Regions from separate parts of the Mus musculus genome. Here region 2 is linked to region 1. The links are chromatin loops, found by intact Hi-C in ENCODE. Cell type or tissue: left cerebral cortex. All regions are shown on one strand. Each heading gives the region's core, and the rest is flanking DNA. Links, peaks and the distances in the headings are about the cores only.

Region 1 (8,339 bases), core at 322-8,321:
GTATGACTTTTGTAGAGGGTCTGAGTTCAAATACTAGGACCAATACTAGATACTTAATAACCATTTGAAACTCCCAGAGCCAGAAGTAATCCACACCTCTGACTTCTTCTGGCACTAGCACTCATGATCACATATCCCTCACCCACATACACTTAATCAATAAAATGTATCTTAAAAGGAGGCAGTTTTAAAAAATCATTTTCAGATTGTATAACTGCCTTTTATAATCCAGCAAAGCACTTAATCACATTTATGCTTTTTATTTTTCTCCACTTAAAGTTATTATGTAAAGATATTAGAAGAGACCTTTTTGGTTATAATTTATATCATCATATTTCTTGTCAGACTTTTGCTAATGTTGTGAGCCCTTACATAGTCATTGGTGGGGTGAGACTGGGAGCTTTAGAATGCATACTCTGGTTTCCTTATACCACATTTCTGTCTCATCCAAGCTGATGGATTTCCTTAGGACAGGGTCCTACAGGTCTCCTCTTGTAAAGTCCTTTACAACTTCAGATTAAACTATACGAAACAAAGCACTAAGAAGCTTGATGTTATAGCCAGGGCATGTGCTAAAAGAGATAATGTAATTATTAAGGAGATGAGTATGTGTAAGAGGGGACCTTGTATGCACTGGGATAATAGGAAGGCAAGACTACAGCATCCAGGTTGGAAAAGAGATTTTGAGGGGTTTTTGTTGTTTTTATTTTTTGTTTGTTTGTTTGTTTTTTGTCACTAAAAAACAATAACAAACAAAAGCTAGTTGAATATGATTCCAGGGGAAATTAGTTTATCTCGAGTTGGCAGATAAATTTGGAAGCATCATTCACACGATACTAGCTTTTCAACACATGAAAGATGGAAGGTGAGAAGGACATGGATATTTCTACACAGCTTCTGAGAGCTGCTGGCTGAAGGCAGTGTAAGGCCAGGGTCTGAGTGTGATTTGCTGTTTGACATGCTTGCTTTTGATCTTGTGTTGGTTCATTGTTTTCTTACTTTGCCCCCTTCTCTACATTCTTCCTTTTTGAAATGGTAATGTATATTCTATGCCATCGTATGTTATATTATATCTAACTTACTTTTGTTATTCAAAAAGTGTTACAGGTAAGAGATTGCTGTAAGTCTCAGATGACAGATTGGATTTCACTGTTGAGATTGTAAAATGCTATGGGGGCTTTTAAGATTGAACTAAATGCAGCTTGCATTATGATTGCCTTGAGCATTTGGGAGCAGGTATGGAATGTGGTAGTTGGAATGAAAAATACCTTGTGTAGGCTCAGGTATTTGAACGCTTGGTCTGCAGTTTATAATGCCGATTGAAGCATGTTATGAAGCCTTTGGGAGATGTGGAAAAAGTATCTTGCTTGGGGAGGGCCTCAAGACCTCAGTCCACTTCTACTCTGTCTCTGCACTTCATATTATGGGTGAAGATGTGATAACTCAGCTTTTTCTCTGTCCTCCTTCTGCCATACCTCCCAACCACGATGGATGCTTGTCTTTCTGGAACTCTTATAATAAAGCCCAAATAAACTCTTCCTTCTGTAAATTGGCTTCATGCTACTTTATCAGCAATAGAAATGTAACTCATATAGTGACTAATTTCCAAGGTCTTAGTCTCTAAAATGTTAACTGAAGCAGCATTTGTCCTTGAAATAGAGCTGAGGAATTTAACCTCTATGATAAAGAGCAACAAAGCTTTGATTCCAAAAATTTATAATACAGTTACTAAGTTTAGACTGCAGTCTGAAAGTATGAACATGATTGGAAAGTATAAAACTGTGCCTTCAGAATATCTCAGCTCCATCCTTGTGGATGTCTTTGAAAAAAATTATAATTTTTTTTTCTGAAGATCCCTATTGACTCTTCCAGAAGCCTGGTTTCATCTCTGAGCATAGTGTATTCACACATCCATTATTGATGGAGCACTTAGCCCTCTGGCCTCCAAACACTTTTCTAGGCTGAAACCCATTACTTTGCTTGTTGTGTTCACTTTCCTGATAGAAATGAACTTTTCAGGCTGTCGGGAGGAGGCTGTAGTAAATTCACAATCCTGTCAATGCCTTCAAACTTTAATTCTGCTTTCCTTCTGAGATACGGAACCAAGTATACAATTTATGGACAAAGGTGTGTATCTTTCTTTGTGAGCTAAAATACTCTGGTGTTCTGTTTGTGTGCCTCTTGTGACACTTTTCTCTATATTATAGATATTTTAGCATTAGGTTTTTGTTTCTGAATAAAATTGTTTCTATATTTGCATCTTTATTATATGTTAATTTTCCACTCCATTTCCTAAACTCAGATACAATGCAAGAGTTGCAAAGAACTGTTATCTTCTGCCACATATGCAGCTAGAGGTACGAGCTCTGGGGTACTGGTTAGTTCATATTGTTGTTCCACCTATAGGGTTGCAGACCCCTTCAGCTCCTTGAATGCTTTCTCTAGCTTCTCCATTGTGGGCCCTGTGTTCCATCTTATAGATGACTGTGAGCATCCACTTCTGTATTTGCCAGGCACTGGCATAGCCTCATAGGAGACAGCCAGAAGATGGCCTAGCTGGCCATCACTGGGAAGAGAGGTCCCTTGGTATTGCAAACTTTATATGCCCCAGTACAGGGGAATGCCAGGTCCAAGAAGCTGGAGTGGGTGGGTAGGGGAGCAGGGCAGGGGGAGGGTATAGGGAACTTTCCAGATAGCACTTGAAATGTATATAAAGAAACTATCTAATAAAAGAAAAAAGAAAAAAAAAAAGAACTGTTATGGAGTCTGGGGAGATGGCTTAATTGTAAAACACTTGGTAAGCAAACATGAGGACCTGAGTCCAGATTCCCATATACCATGTAAAAGATAGGCATGCCAGCATTCTTCTATAACCCTAGCATGGAGGGTACAGAAACAGGGAGATGCTCGAGGCTTTCTGGACAGGAATCTAGCCAAACTTGTGAGAGTTGAGTTCAGTGAAAGACCTTGTCTTAAGAAATAATTATGATGAAATCAAATGAGAAAAACATCCATATAGATGACTATAAATGCAAAATTAAGTTGGGTAGTGAATAATAGGTGAATCAATATACAGTTAAAAATAAAATCTTAGTAAGCCTACTCCACACCTCACATTCTCTTTGATAATGGCTTTTCCCTTCTCTTCTTCATGATGCTACCAGAAGGCCTGGCCTCTCAACTAGTCACCAATAATCATAACGAAGTTGGGCAGCTTGCTTACTCTGGGTCAGACAGAGTCCTTTTAAAATTTGGAATGGTGAGGTAGTGACTAATTATCTGAGGACTTTGTAAAAGCAGTGCTGATATACATAGTTATATACATAGTTTTCACGGACATGAATTAAAAGTGAGCAGCGAGAGGAATAGATACAGGCTAGGCATGGCCTTTGGAAGAGTGTCTCCTTTGATCATTAAACACTTTATAATTCCTGATAAGTTCCCATTTCTTGGTTCTGATCTGTGCATTTCTGGTTCTGTATTTGGGACATCTCTATGAAAATCTTCACATGGTTTAGTCCTTTGTTCCTTCTTGTCTTAGCTAGAAGGTTGCTTGGTAATAGAAGCTCTTTCTTTGGTGTATATCCTCATTCTCACATTCTTTATCTCTGACATTTCTATCTTACTTATGCCATTTAATGTAATATGAAGCTTACAGTTTTGGGTTCTTACTCATTTATTATTGGATTTTCTTACTAAAATGTATCAGCCACCTCTTCTCAATCACTCTCTTCCCAATGTTGTAGAATAAGTCTATGAGCACTAAATAAAGCAGTTATTTGAATAAATACTAGATATGATGATTACTTCCTTTCATTGTATAATTGTGAAGATATTTTTTTAAAATATCAGTCATGAGACTGATAACGTCTAGGTGAAGACACCTATAAGGGTTAAAGTTGCTCATAGCCTCTCAACATGTCCTGTGATGTTCATTTTTCAGTTTTCCAGCAGCTTCAGAGATAGTAGCATCATGTGGATCTTCCTGATCTTATATCTGTCTCCAACTACTTATGTCTGCTCACCCTTTGTCATTCAATTCTACTCCAATCATTAAATCTGATCTTTATTCATACCCATCGGTTACTACAGAGTTGTCCAACACTTCTCTTTCTCAATGTACCTTTCAGATCATTTGTCACCTTTAATACACTTAAAGTGTTTTCAGATGGTAACAGTAAAGGTTCTGGTTAATTTTGGTCTGAAATCTTTTATATAATAGTTAGAAAACAAACGCCCATAAGTATAGATATCTTGAAATAAATATTGAAATCCTTCTAAGAGAGCCTCACCAGGTAAGACATGTGAATCCATGTATATATCTAACCCTAGAAAGGAATGATTCCACCTTGTAAATGACTTCTAGAATCCTAGAAGCACTCAGAGGTATGAGGTATAGAAGTGCCAACGTGTTAAGCATGAGACTCATCTGCACAGCATATTTGGTCCTCCTGTAGATCTCTTATTGGCATAAGAAGCCTGCAGATCTCAGGGAAAAGAAGTAGGAGTGCATTGTGCAGTTCTAAGGTACTGAGCATGCGGGGGCTGTATGTGCTGTGAAGCAGGCTCCAAATGAGTCATACGCCTGTTACAAATGTTCCTTTGAATCTTCTGCTGGTGTTTCAATCTCATATTCTTCCTAAGTAGCTTTGTGATAGCTCATCCTCACATCTTACAGCTTAGATTGCTCAAGAGATCGATGATCAAGCATTTGAGTTAAGCCTCAAAATTATAGTATAAAATAATATAGTGTTCATATTGTCACCATGTTTGGGAAAGAAAACAGAATGCATCACCAAGTGACAGAATAGGCTGATTTAGAATTATAAACTAAAATGGGCTTTAATTAGAATATAAGTTTAAACATTTACTAGCTCTGAGATATTGGAAAAGAGTCCTCATTAAGCATTAATGTTCTTTCTGTTAAAACAGTAATGATATTCCACCCTAAATAATATCACTTACAGGCACATGAACAATAGGAAAAAACCCAATACAGAACCCTTTATGATAGCACTTACCTGAATATAATATGCTCTCCCATTTACTTGGATAAATATATTTAGCAATAATACTAATGATAGGTAGGTAATAGTACCTTATTCTTGAACACAGAGATTGGGATTATGTCTTTGTTATTGAAGCAGATATGCTCAATTACCTTTCCTATTAACAAACTCATTCTCCATCTGTTTTGAAAACTACTTTTCTTATCTTCTCTATAAACTAACCACAACAAGTGATGTTCTGTCTAAAAACAAGCAAGCAAACAAACAAACAAACAAATAAGCAAAAAAAAAAAAAAGATTTCAGAGATTTGAAAATAAATTTTGGACCATGTCTGCACTTCTTTCTATTACTTTGATTTCTGCTTAAGAGTAAACATGAAACTGTACTGAAACAGTACCTCTGAGTGCCTTCCATGAGGAAAGTATAAGAATGCCAACCTCACACTATGGACACACTATGGACACTCTATGGACAATATGGACAATGAAGAAGGTGGGCAAAGACAGACTGAGCATGGTGGAACATGTGCACCACCTCTAGGACAATTAACTACAGATTGATCCAGGGTATATATTTTTCTACTTAGTTAAACTTCTATTTTATTTTTCCAACTGGTTTTATATGCATGCGGGCAAATTCTATTTTCATATAATTTATAAGTATTATTTTTATCAAAGTTTGATGTTACTATTTCCTATTATTTTGATTGACATTTTGAAAGGTTAAAAAATATGTCCAAGTCAACATCATGTCATTCTCTAGTATAAGTAAAGCAAAGAATTTAACATATGCTTTAAATAGCAAAATATAAAATTGGCACGTGGATACAGGGGAAGAAAGTTCAAATAATAAAGATCAAGCAAAGTACCTGGGAAGAAGAAAACACAAGATGGATGATCAAAATCCTGGAATGCATTTGTTCTTTCGGTATTTTAGAAGGATAAGTAATGGCAGGAACATTTTTTTTTCCATTTTTTATTAGGTATTTAGCTCATTTACATTTCCAATGCTATACCAAAAGTCTCCCATACCCACCCACCCCCATTCCCCTACCCACCCACTCCCACTTTTTGGCCCTGGCGTTCCCCTGTACTGGGGCATATAAAGTTTGCGTGTCCAATGGGCCTCTCTTTCCAGTGATGGCCGACTAGGCCATCTTTTGATACATATGCAGCTAGAGTCAAGAGCTCCCGGGTACTGGTTAGTTCATAATGTTGTTCCACCTATAGGGTTGCAGATCCCTTTAGCTCCTTCGGTACTTTCTCTAGCTCCTCCATTGGGAGCCCTGTGATGCATCCATTAGCTGACTGTGAGCATCCACTTCTGTGTTTGCTAGGCCCTGGCATAGTCTCACAAGAGACAGCTACATCTGGGTCCTTTCGATAAAATCTTGCTAGTGTATGCAATGGTGTCAGCGTTTGGATGCTGATTATGGAGTGGATCCCTGGATATGGCAGTCTCTACATGGACCATCCTTTCATCTCAGCTCTAAACTTTGTCTCTGTAACTCCTTCCAAGGGTGTTTCGTTCCCACTTTTAAGGAGGGGCATAGTGTCCACACTTCAGTCTTCATTTTTCTTGAGTTTCATGTGTTTAGGAAATTGTATCTTATATCTTGGGTATCCTAGGTTTTGGGCTAATATCCACTTATCAGTGAGTACATATTGTGTGAGTTCCTTTGTGAATGTGTTACCTCACTCAGGATGATGCCCTCCAGGTCCATCCATTTGCCTAGGAATTTCATAAATTCATTCTTTTTAATAGCTGAGTAGTACTCCATTGTGTAGATGTACCACATTTTCTGTATCCATTCCTCTGTTGAGGGGCATCTGGGTTCTTTCCAGCTTCTGGCTATTATAAATAAGGCTGCTATGAACATAGTGGAGCATGTGTCCTTCTTACCAGTTGGGACATCTTCTGGATATATGCCCAGGAGAGGTATTGCTGGATCCTCCGGTAGTACTATGTCCAATTTTCTGAGGAACCGCCAGACTGATTTCCAGAGTGGTTGTACAAGCCTGCAATCCCACCAACAATGGAGGAGTGTTCCTCTTTCTCCACATCCTCGCCAGCATCTGCTATCACCTGAATTTTTGATCTTAGCCATTCTGACTGGTGTGAGGTGGAATCTCAGGGTTGTTTTGATTTGCATTTCCCTGATGATTAAAGATGTTGAACATTTTTTCAGGTGCTTCTCTGTAATGGCAGGAACATTAAAGAGTATTTATGAGTACAAACAAAACTGAAAGCATCTATGTAGAATGAATAAATATGTGGAAACATTCTGATGTGAGCAGAACTTTCCCTGGGGCCAGCCTTATTAAGAAACAATCTTAGAACACGCTCCCCAGTGCTGCTGTGTTATCATGAGACAAGGTCACCATGAAGTCCTTGTAGCAGATTTAACATTTGAGATTCTGATGATACAGGATGGCATTGGACAGAGCAAATCAATACAGGATGATAAAAAAAAAAAACAAAAAACAGTGTGGCCATCAGATCTAGAGGTAAGGTACATCCCAAGGTCCTTATCAAACTAGTTTTCTGACCTCTTAGAAACTCAATTTATCCATGTGAAGAGCTAATCATATTGATTACAGTTTCTCATTATATACAATGACATGATTCTTATGAAATAACTGCAGGTGGTGTCTGCAAAATAAATATTAATTCCCTTTGAGTAGCAATGGATACATTTCCTTCTCTTGCCATGCAGATTTCACTTTTGTTTGCTGCAACTCCATTGAATCTAATTTTCTTGTAAAGAGAATCTAGAAGAAAAGAACATTGTATGATGAAGGTTCACTGTATCACACCATATTTTTATAAGAAATACAGGGTTTGCAGACTGCATGTACTGTATCTTTAATCAAAACTTGTACTTATTAAGGACTTTGCTGTCATTTAATAGAGCTTCCTTTGACCTCAGGGTGTTTATTGGACTAGATGTGAGCTACAACACTATTTTTTTTTCACACATAGAATAGTTACTTCACTTCGTATTGAAGGAAATAAATCACCTCATTGCTAAAGCCATGGACATTCTAGATTAAGTATCTTAGAGTCAAGGCCACAGCTATTTATCTCAAATTTTATTTTTCTTTTTGCTAACTAGAACTTAAGAAATGTGAGACACATATTGCCTCCATTGACTATACCTTTTTTGCAGTTTTATTTCTGCCTGCTTCTGTTGGAGCTCCGGTTGCACTGATATACATATGGTGGAAAGAGAGCTAGGTTTTTTTGAGAACATAGTGTGTTTATGAAAAGGTAACAATATCATTTCACATTACACACGCATAATATGATTTAAGCTAATGGTATGTGTC
Region 2 (8,339 bases), core at 26-8,025, 250 kb before region 1:
TCTATGCTAGCAGCTTTCTCCCAGAACAGGAGGTAATGGTAATAGCTTCCTCTCTATTCTACTTGGCATCTGCTGTAATCAAGGTCACAGTTCAGTGGTCCTTCTTTCTCTCAAGGGTTGAGGTTCTTTCATTACTGTGGTCTGAATGCTGAATGTGTCCATCCCAGATTCTAAAGTTGTGATTCTAACCCCTGAGGGGATGCTATTAGGAGGTGATTATACCATTATCCCAGGAAATTTCTCAAGAATGTGATTAGTGCCTTTATAAAAGAAGTCTTTAAAGCTACCTCACTATCCATACTATGGGGGTGTTTTATCTAGAAGAAGCTTTTGTGAACCCAGAGATGGGAACTCCATAAATACAGATATTGTCAGCATCATGTTCTTGGGTTTCTTAACCTGCATTATTTTAAGAAATAAATTCTGTTATTTGTAAGCCACTAAGTTTATGATACTTTGCTATAGAAACTTAAATGGACTGCAGTCAGAAATAAATATGCCTTTCTGAATCTCCAGACCTGAGTAGAATATGCATAAGATGTAATAGAATGGGAAATGAGAGTGAGCAGTCATTGGAAACACCAACTATGAGTAACACCTAGCTGAGTGGCTCACTTGCATTGAGAATAGTGGGCTGCTCAGAAGATCTCCGCCTATGAATCTGGAGGGGGCGGCATGGAAATAAGTTCTCTGGTTCTTTCTCATCTTTACATCACTTCAGAACTTTAAAATTGGTGATCTGAGGATTTGGAATTAGAAGATATAAAAGTAGTGACCCCCATTTAGTTATTTCCCAACATACAGTGGAAATCTTTCTTTATTGATCCACAACCTGGGACAGGTACAGTTTTTGTTTCCAGAGGAAGGGTGCGGGGTGCCTGGGGTGGAAGGAAGCACTTGTTTTCAGCAAAGTGTCACGGGCTTGTTAAAGAGGCAGTAAGGGGTAGCCAAACAATGCTATTCATTTGCTATTCAGGACACACTCACCAAAGAGTACAGAAACCTTCATAATGGACTAAGTAAAGTCCCACAGGCCTCCCAACCTGCTTTGTGCAAAAGAAATTCTGCTGGGTTTTGCTCCATTCTACAGAAAGAAAGACTTCATGTCGCAAGCTAGAACATTTGTGCCATTAACGGGAGACTTCAAAACCAAGGATAAATTATTCGAGGTAATAGGTGAGTGTGGAGGTTGGGAGGCTTATAAAGTTTTGGTTAGGTGATGATTAAGAAAGGCAAGAAAATAAGTTTTCTAGAAAAATGAGAATTTTAGGACTTAGTCAAGGTAGAGATTTTGTAGGTTACAGTAGAATAAAATAAAGTTAAATTAAATTAAATTAAATTAAAATCTCTCAGCTCAGTTTGTGAGGCTCTAAACAAACCCAAAGAGTATGAGGGAGAGAGAGAAATGCAATGATTCTTATTTTATAAAAAAATTACTTAAGTGGGAAAATGGAGTATGTGTGTGCATGCTTCTCTGTCTGTCTGTCTCTCTCTCTGCACGTGCATGTGCATAACTGTATATGTGTACATGCTTGTGTTTTTATATGTTTGTTCTGGAATGGGGGCAGAGAGCTGAGAGTGGGGCATGTTATTTTTAGGTGGTCTGATCTTAACCTAACCATTCCAGTGGGTTAGGCTTAGTGTTCCTAACCCTAGCACCTGGAACCTACCTATTTTCCACAGGAGCCACTCTCACGAATCTTCAGACTTCCTTTTTTCCTTGGAAGTCCTTATTTGTTTCCTTTGGATTGGATGCTGTTAAGGTTCTTTGTATTTCAGATGTGGCACTTTCATATCTGCATCATAGCACAGGTTGAGATCTGTGAATCTGTGACAGGTATTTGCTTACATGGATACGTGGGCACAGACTGTGTGGCATCACTGAAACTGAGGAGAAGCTTTCCGTATGTTGCAAAGCCACACATATAAGGGCTAATTCTGCTACTATATCATAAATTAAACAACTTCAGTCAAAGTTTTATAACCCATGCGAATCTCAATTTCTTTATATCATAGTGACAGAATAGTACCAATCATACATAATGTTTAGTCGTGCAGGTTAAGCAAGACAACATGCATGCAGATAACTTAGAACATTGTCAGTGATGGGATGGTCACTCAATGACTAGTCCATACCATGACCAAGTAGTCAATAAATACTTGTTCCATGTTCTGAATGAGTATTGTCATTAGAGTGCCTTCTATTCAGGTGAATTGTTGCTATTATTTAGTAGTTTCTCTTCCTGATACCTAAGAAAGAAAGATGCTTATGAAAACTTCAGGCATTTAAATGTTTAAAACTTTCTGGACCACAAGAAGAATAAATAGCCAGTGACATGTATAAGCATACTTTGCAAAGTTTCCATGTGATCCAATAAAAACATCCGAGCTTCGATACAACCATTATCTTTAGTACATTACTCAATCTCATCTTTCAACTCTCTGGAAGCATTCCATAGCTATTGTGGATTGATCTTACAAATTGCTTTTGGAAACTGGTCCCAAGATCTTATACCCTATGCCCTCAGCCCTGATTCTACCATTCTCTAAAACATCCTTCTGATGGCCTAACAGTAAGTCAGTCCTCTCTTTCTGGCACCTGTAAGACTGCACAAGGACCTAACCTTTATTTTGGAATCAAAAATGATTGCTTTCAGTTTTGGAGAAGTCAGTCCCTCCCATTTGCTGGAATGAGCTCCAATTTGGAACGACTTGGAACAAGTAGCTTCTCTAGGTGCCTGTAGGAACTTTTCTCTGTTCCTCCACCTACAGGGTAGGGGTGGGGCAGGGATGGGGTGGTTGTGGAGGGTGTTTGGGATAAATTTGTTTGTGCCATAATCTCAAGGTGCTCTGACTGGAAGAAGATAGGAAAACCAGATCCCACATTACAGCTTATTTGCTTGTTTCCCCTTCAGTAATTACATTTCAGCCCCCACCCCATTATTTTAAAAATTAAACAACTAAAGCAGTCTTCCAGGTGTCTTTCCCCACGTCAGCAGCGACAGGGTGAGTGCAGTGCACAGGGGCATATCTATAATTCAGCTCAGGAATATTTTCCTTAATAATTAATCAGGAATCACAAAAGAAGGAAGCCCAATAGGGCCCATGAACAAAGCTGCTGGAGAGTACAGCTACCCAGGTGCCAACTGACCAGCCCAGGACTGATCTGCTCCCGTAGCTGGACCTGTGTACCGTACTGCTTATTCAAACCATAAGGTGTGCTGAGGGAGATGGCCCAAGACCCAAACCTGACCATCACCTTGATTCCCCTCCCACTACACCCTGCCCGGTCTCTGAGCTAACCTTTCTTGTATACCACATCTATGTCCCAGAGACATCCACAAACTAACCACTAATGAAAAAGCACCTAAAGTTTATCTGGGGTGGGGTTGCCTTCCTAGAGACACACTTAGTTGCTTATAGGATAGGAAATGTGGAGTACTTAAACAAACAAACAAACAAACAAACAAACAAACAAACAAGTGGATGGCAGTAAAGTTTGGGGCACTAATATAAAGCCTCTCCAATGGCCCACATGGGCTCTCCAGTTCAGCTTCAATTATCTTTGCAGCAACAGTTTCACAGAGGGGTCAACTCAGCCTTTCAAAAGCTCCAGCCTAGGCCATTTTTAACAGTTTGTCCATAACCCTCCAGCCTCCCTCCTGTTGTGACTTGAGCCTCCTGTACACAGTAGCCTTCGCCGGGGGTCAGACTTCATATTCGACCAGTCTCTAACATATGGTCTAATACATGGGTAAAGTTGATCTTTCTCTGTGCCAACTGGGCCAGCAGCTGAAGCTGCAGACTCTCAGTGTTCCAGGAACGCTGAGACTAAGGTTGGGGTGTACTCACGGGGAGGGGAGGGGGAGGATTTCTGGACCTGCAGTCTGGCCAGAGATGCACCTGAGCCCTACTACCACACCTCTAGGGGTAAACAGATGACCAATGTCTGGGGAGATAAAAGATCAGGGTAAGAAGGGAAGCTGCCCCAAGCTATCCACCCCATTTTCTGGACTGCATCTTTCATCGAAGTCCCTCTCTCCCAGTGTCTCTAGTGGCACCTGTGCTGTGGTCGGTCCTGGACTTCTATTCCAGTTCCTACGGGACACATCTGCCTCCGGGATTTGCTCCTCGCTTGGGGGTGATACCCAAGTGCTCCTGGGATAGTTTCCAGAAGCTAAGCAGTCGTGGGGGCTGGGCCGACGGGTGGGGTCGCAGCGTCGTGACTGTGCCCGCCCAGCCATGCGGGGAGGCACCCCTAGTGACAGCCCCAAAGGCCACACCCTCGGCCCGGCCAGGCCCCGCCCCCGCCCGTGCGCGCTGGCAGCCTGGGGAGGCGTGTGCTGCTCCTGCAGCCAGCTAGAGAGCAAGACTGGGATGGATACTGGAGAAGGAATGCAGGCTTAACAAGTGATCGCTGCTGTCTAGGATTTTGAGTCTTTTTCGGAGAACCTTGACTTCCGTTCCCAGCCCATGTCTGCTGTGCCGAACTCCAGAGGAACCAGAAATCTCCGGGGTCTACCTTGGGGCGTCCCCAATCTCCACCTCTGGGCTCCAGTAACGAGGACTCTGCAATACCCCCTAGCCCCCTGGCCAAGACAACCGAACTTGTTCCGTGGATATTTGGGATCCTCCACCTGCCAAACCTGAGCGATTTTTTTTGTACTGCGCCCCCACCCCCAATGATTCTGCCCCTCCTCCAGCTGTTGCAGCGTGGAAAAGGGGAAACAAATCACCGGGGGGGATTTTTTTCGTCTATTTTTATTTTTCGCACTTGCTGGGAATGGTAAGTATGAGATCTTTCTTATCTTTCCTTCACCTTACTCTTTTGGCTGTTGAGAAACTGTGGACATTTGAGGAATAAATAATATTGAGAATGTGACAGAAGGACATGAATGGAAGGCGGTTAAAAATAAACCAGGAGGTGGGAGAAGGGAGGTGCAGATGCTACGCGGCGCTCCAGGGGCAACCCAGGGGATGGGGCGAGTGCGCCCTGCTTAATGTGCCAGAGCGGGAACCCAGGTCTGGAGGCTAGGGCGCAATTAAAGATGTCGTTCCCCCAACGAGGTGGGGTTTAGATTCAGCATCATTTTCGTTTTGCCTGATCCCAGCCTCACCGTTCCTCTCCTTTGCGAACAGCTGATGAGCCGGTCTGTATTGTTGCCTCTCCCAACATTCAGATGGCATGCATTTTCAGAGTGTTTGAGCAGTCCACAGGGACTGGATAAATGGTGTGCGTTGAGTTGATGTACGTGTTTCTTGGTGTTGGTTTTTCTGATTCTATCACCTTTTTATGTTTTAATTTTGTCCCTCTCTGCCCTTCTCCCAAATTTGGTTCAGGTACCACCCTAACACAGTTGCAGAAATTAGCATCTAGAAAGGAAAGCAGCCTTGTTGTTGTTGGGTAGGAAGGGAAGAGGGAATGCTTGTTGGTATTTGGGAACATAGAAGCAAGAATAGGTGCCCTGCAAATCCTATTAGTTTAATGGTGTTAAGAAGGTCTCTTGCATAAAGTCTGCTTGATTCTCCTAAGAAGAATACCTGGAGAAAGAGAGATTTTAAATCAGCTTGGTTTGTTTGAAAAAATGGTTTGGTGGGTTTACAATTTGTCTTTTCTTTCTGTCTTCCTTCCTTCCTTCCTTCCTTCCTTCCTTCCTTCCTTCCTTCCTTTCTTTCTTTCTTTCTTTCTTTCTTTCTTTCTTTCTTTCTTTCTTTCTTTCACTTTCTTTTCTCTATCTCCCCTTTCCCACCATGCCTCCCTGCTTCACTGCCTACTTACCTCTCTCCCTCCCTTCCCCCTTTCCTTCTTTCTGTCTCTCTAGGATAGTAAGGTAACTAGTAGCCAATTGAAAGGAAAACAGTTTTCTTTTTGAATGTCAAAGAGTTAGAAAAATAGTAATTAACAAGCCTAAATAAATAAAAGAATAAGGAAGCATTTGCTGTAGAACACAATGAAGGCAGTTCCAGAGCTTGTAGAAGTTACAGTGAGCTGGAAGACCCTCAAATTCATGACATTTGGGGGAGTTACTTGAGTAGAAGAAACATCTTCACATTTGTAAATCTATGGGTATGTCAGTTATTCAGGGCTTAAGTGGTGTCTGTACAAACTGTTTGTGGGTGCTGAGAAGTTGAACACATTCTCAGGCTTTTTGGATTCTGTCAATCTTAAAAAGATGTTGGCTGACATTCCACAGTGAACGTAGTCATAAGGTGGTTTTGTACACAAGGCCTTAGAGGTTTCACCACGGTAAACACTTATGAATGTAAGATGATGTGACCAGGACAACAGAAGAGGGGGGTGTTGCTAGGGATAACTTCTGAGGTGTATTTTCTGGAGTCTTTTGGTTTCAACCAAGGGTGTGTGTGTGTGTGTGTGTGTGTGTGTGTGTGTGTGTGTGTGATGCCCTGTGTTTGCCATTTAAGTTATGGGACCAACACTCAAAGTGAAGAGCAGCAGGTGCTCAAGGGTAGAATCCTGTTAATGGCTTCAGAAAGCCATGGCTCTCATGCCGCCGAAGTGTTTCCAGTAATAGAAACTAGAGGATGCCCAGAACTCTACCTGTTATCATCATTGCCAATTCTCTGGCTCATTTTCTGTATTCTTAGAAGTCCTCTTGGCCAGAGTAAATGGAAGAAGCAGGTGGTCAGAGTTAGGGGCAAGTTTCCTAAGTCCTGGCTGAGGAGATAAAGTCAATGGACTTAGGAGAGCAAAGTAAGAAAAGAGGGCCAGGGATAGCAGATGAGGCAGAGAGATTGGGATATGAAAAAAAAATGTGTGGTGAACTGGAGGGCGAAAGAACAGGATACAGTGAAATGGGGGGTGGGGTGGGTAAAGTGTGTACTCTAAATGCTGCATCCACATGCTTCAGAAGACTATATCAGGTGAACATGACGGCACTTCAAGGAGAGGGGATGGTTACCAAGAGAAGTGGGAACTGAGATCTGCTTCTAGGCCGTGGGTGGTAGGGAGTGTTCAGGAAGCTGGAGTAGAGAAATAAAAAAAAACAACAACAACAACAGGGGCTTGTTTCATGGAGTCAGAGAATGCCAGGTTCACACAGGCATTGTCTAGTGTCATAGTGACATATCTGTCCAAGTTCTGTCTTACCCCACCTCAGAGAGCATCGGCAAAGACTGTGAATTTAGAGAGTGGGTAGATAGATGACAGCCTAGTTTAATGCTGTGTTATCCATAACTGACATATCTGTTGCTATTTACTATGTACATAGACAGTGTGCTATCCTGAGAGCATCCATGATCTCCATGGATCCTTACCAATGTGGGGTAAAGGGGATTGATTATGTTGTCTACATTTTATGATTAGGAAATTGATGATCATTCAAGTAGTGGAGTCTAAACTGAAGAAAAATGTTTTATTTCCCCACTTCTTTAATCCCAAGAAAAAGAAAAATGTAAGGGTACTTAATTCAGCAACATTCCATGAGTGAAAATTTTAAGGAGAATTCCTTGAGATAAATGAATACTGGAAACAGCTGTAAAGTCAGAGCATCACTGTTGTGGAATGAAGAGGATACTATTGAGAATTAAACCTGGCATTGGTGAAGGGGCAGAGGAAAGCAAGAACCGTGTGGGTTGAGAATGGACAGGACCTAAACAAATGAGTTGCCACCAAACAGACTGATCTGAACCAATGACAAAAGAAGAGAGCAAGGTGGATGCTGAGTGGGAGAGATTTTAGAGCAGCCTGCCCCGTATTCTTGAAAAGTTATGGTCTCCTGGTGTGTGTTTCATGATTTGCCTGAGGACAAGAGCAGTGTATGTGGAGTAAAGGGCTGTTTGCTCTCTATGGTTTGATTCTTTTTTTTTTCCCCTGTGCTTATTTCCCATCCCTCTTCAGGTGAAGTGCTTCTTGTGAATGATTCTAGCCAAAGGATGCTCTTCATTTCCTGCTTTCTATGGAGACCTCAGTGTTGAGTTTGCCTCTGCTGGAACTGCGTCTACCACCTTCTCTACCTTCCAAGGTCTTTGCCTCTATCTACAACCTGGCATTGTCTGTGGGTCCATGAAGGCTTGGATGACCTTAGAGGGAAGGTCTGGGAGTCCACCCTCATAGACTAAGCAGCAATGGCTGGGCATATTTTAAGCCGCATTTTAACATGGGTCAAGCCATCAGTAGAAGGCAAGTGCTAAGACTAAAGACTTATTTGAATTTTATTTAAATTAGATGGACTGGGCCTTGGCCAATTTCCATGCAAGAAAAAGTATATTTCATTTTCTAGGCACAACTTCTGAGTGTCAGATACTTGCTGTCTTTGAGTCTTGTGGCGTCATCACCGGACAGCATCCCAGACAGACTTCCAGATTTGAACATCTACCCC

Evidence for each region. Peaks named below come from ENCODE experiments on the same cell type or tissue, not always from the same donor. Only the 100,000 strongest peaks of a DNase experiment are listed, where the experiment ranks them.
Region 2: a loop joins it to region 1, with 2.6 times the contacts of the local background. A loop is called at or near these places in 2 of 42 quality-filtered maps.

The regions. Positions count from the first base shown.
Region 1 is chr2:107,538,824-107,547,162 of GRCm38, forward strand. No RefSeq gene overlaps it. Among named protein-coding and RNA genes, the nearest start is that of Gm39903, 190 kb to the right of the region's middle. In left cerebral cortex, for the core only: no CTCF peak of the experiment used is centred there; a DNase peak (open chromatin) is centred at 4,530; H3K27ac peaks cover 436 bases.
Region 2 is chr2:107,286,286-107,294,624 of GRCm38, forward strand. Kcna4 (potassium voltage-gated channel, shaker-related subfamily, member 4) reads left to right here and starts at 4,304. Exons shown (of 2, transcript NM_021275.4): 1 at 4,304-4,786; 2 at 7,859-8,339. In left cerebral cortex, for the core only: a CTCF peak has its summit at 4,258; DNase peaks (open chromatin) are centred at 637, 4,306, 5,040 and 6,940; H3K4me3 peaks cover 3,490 bases; H3K27ac peaks cover 1,378 bases.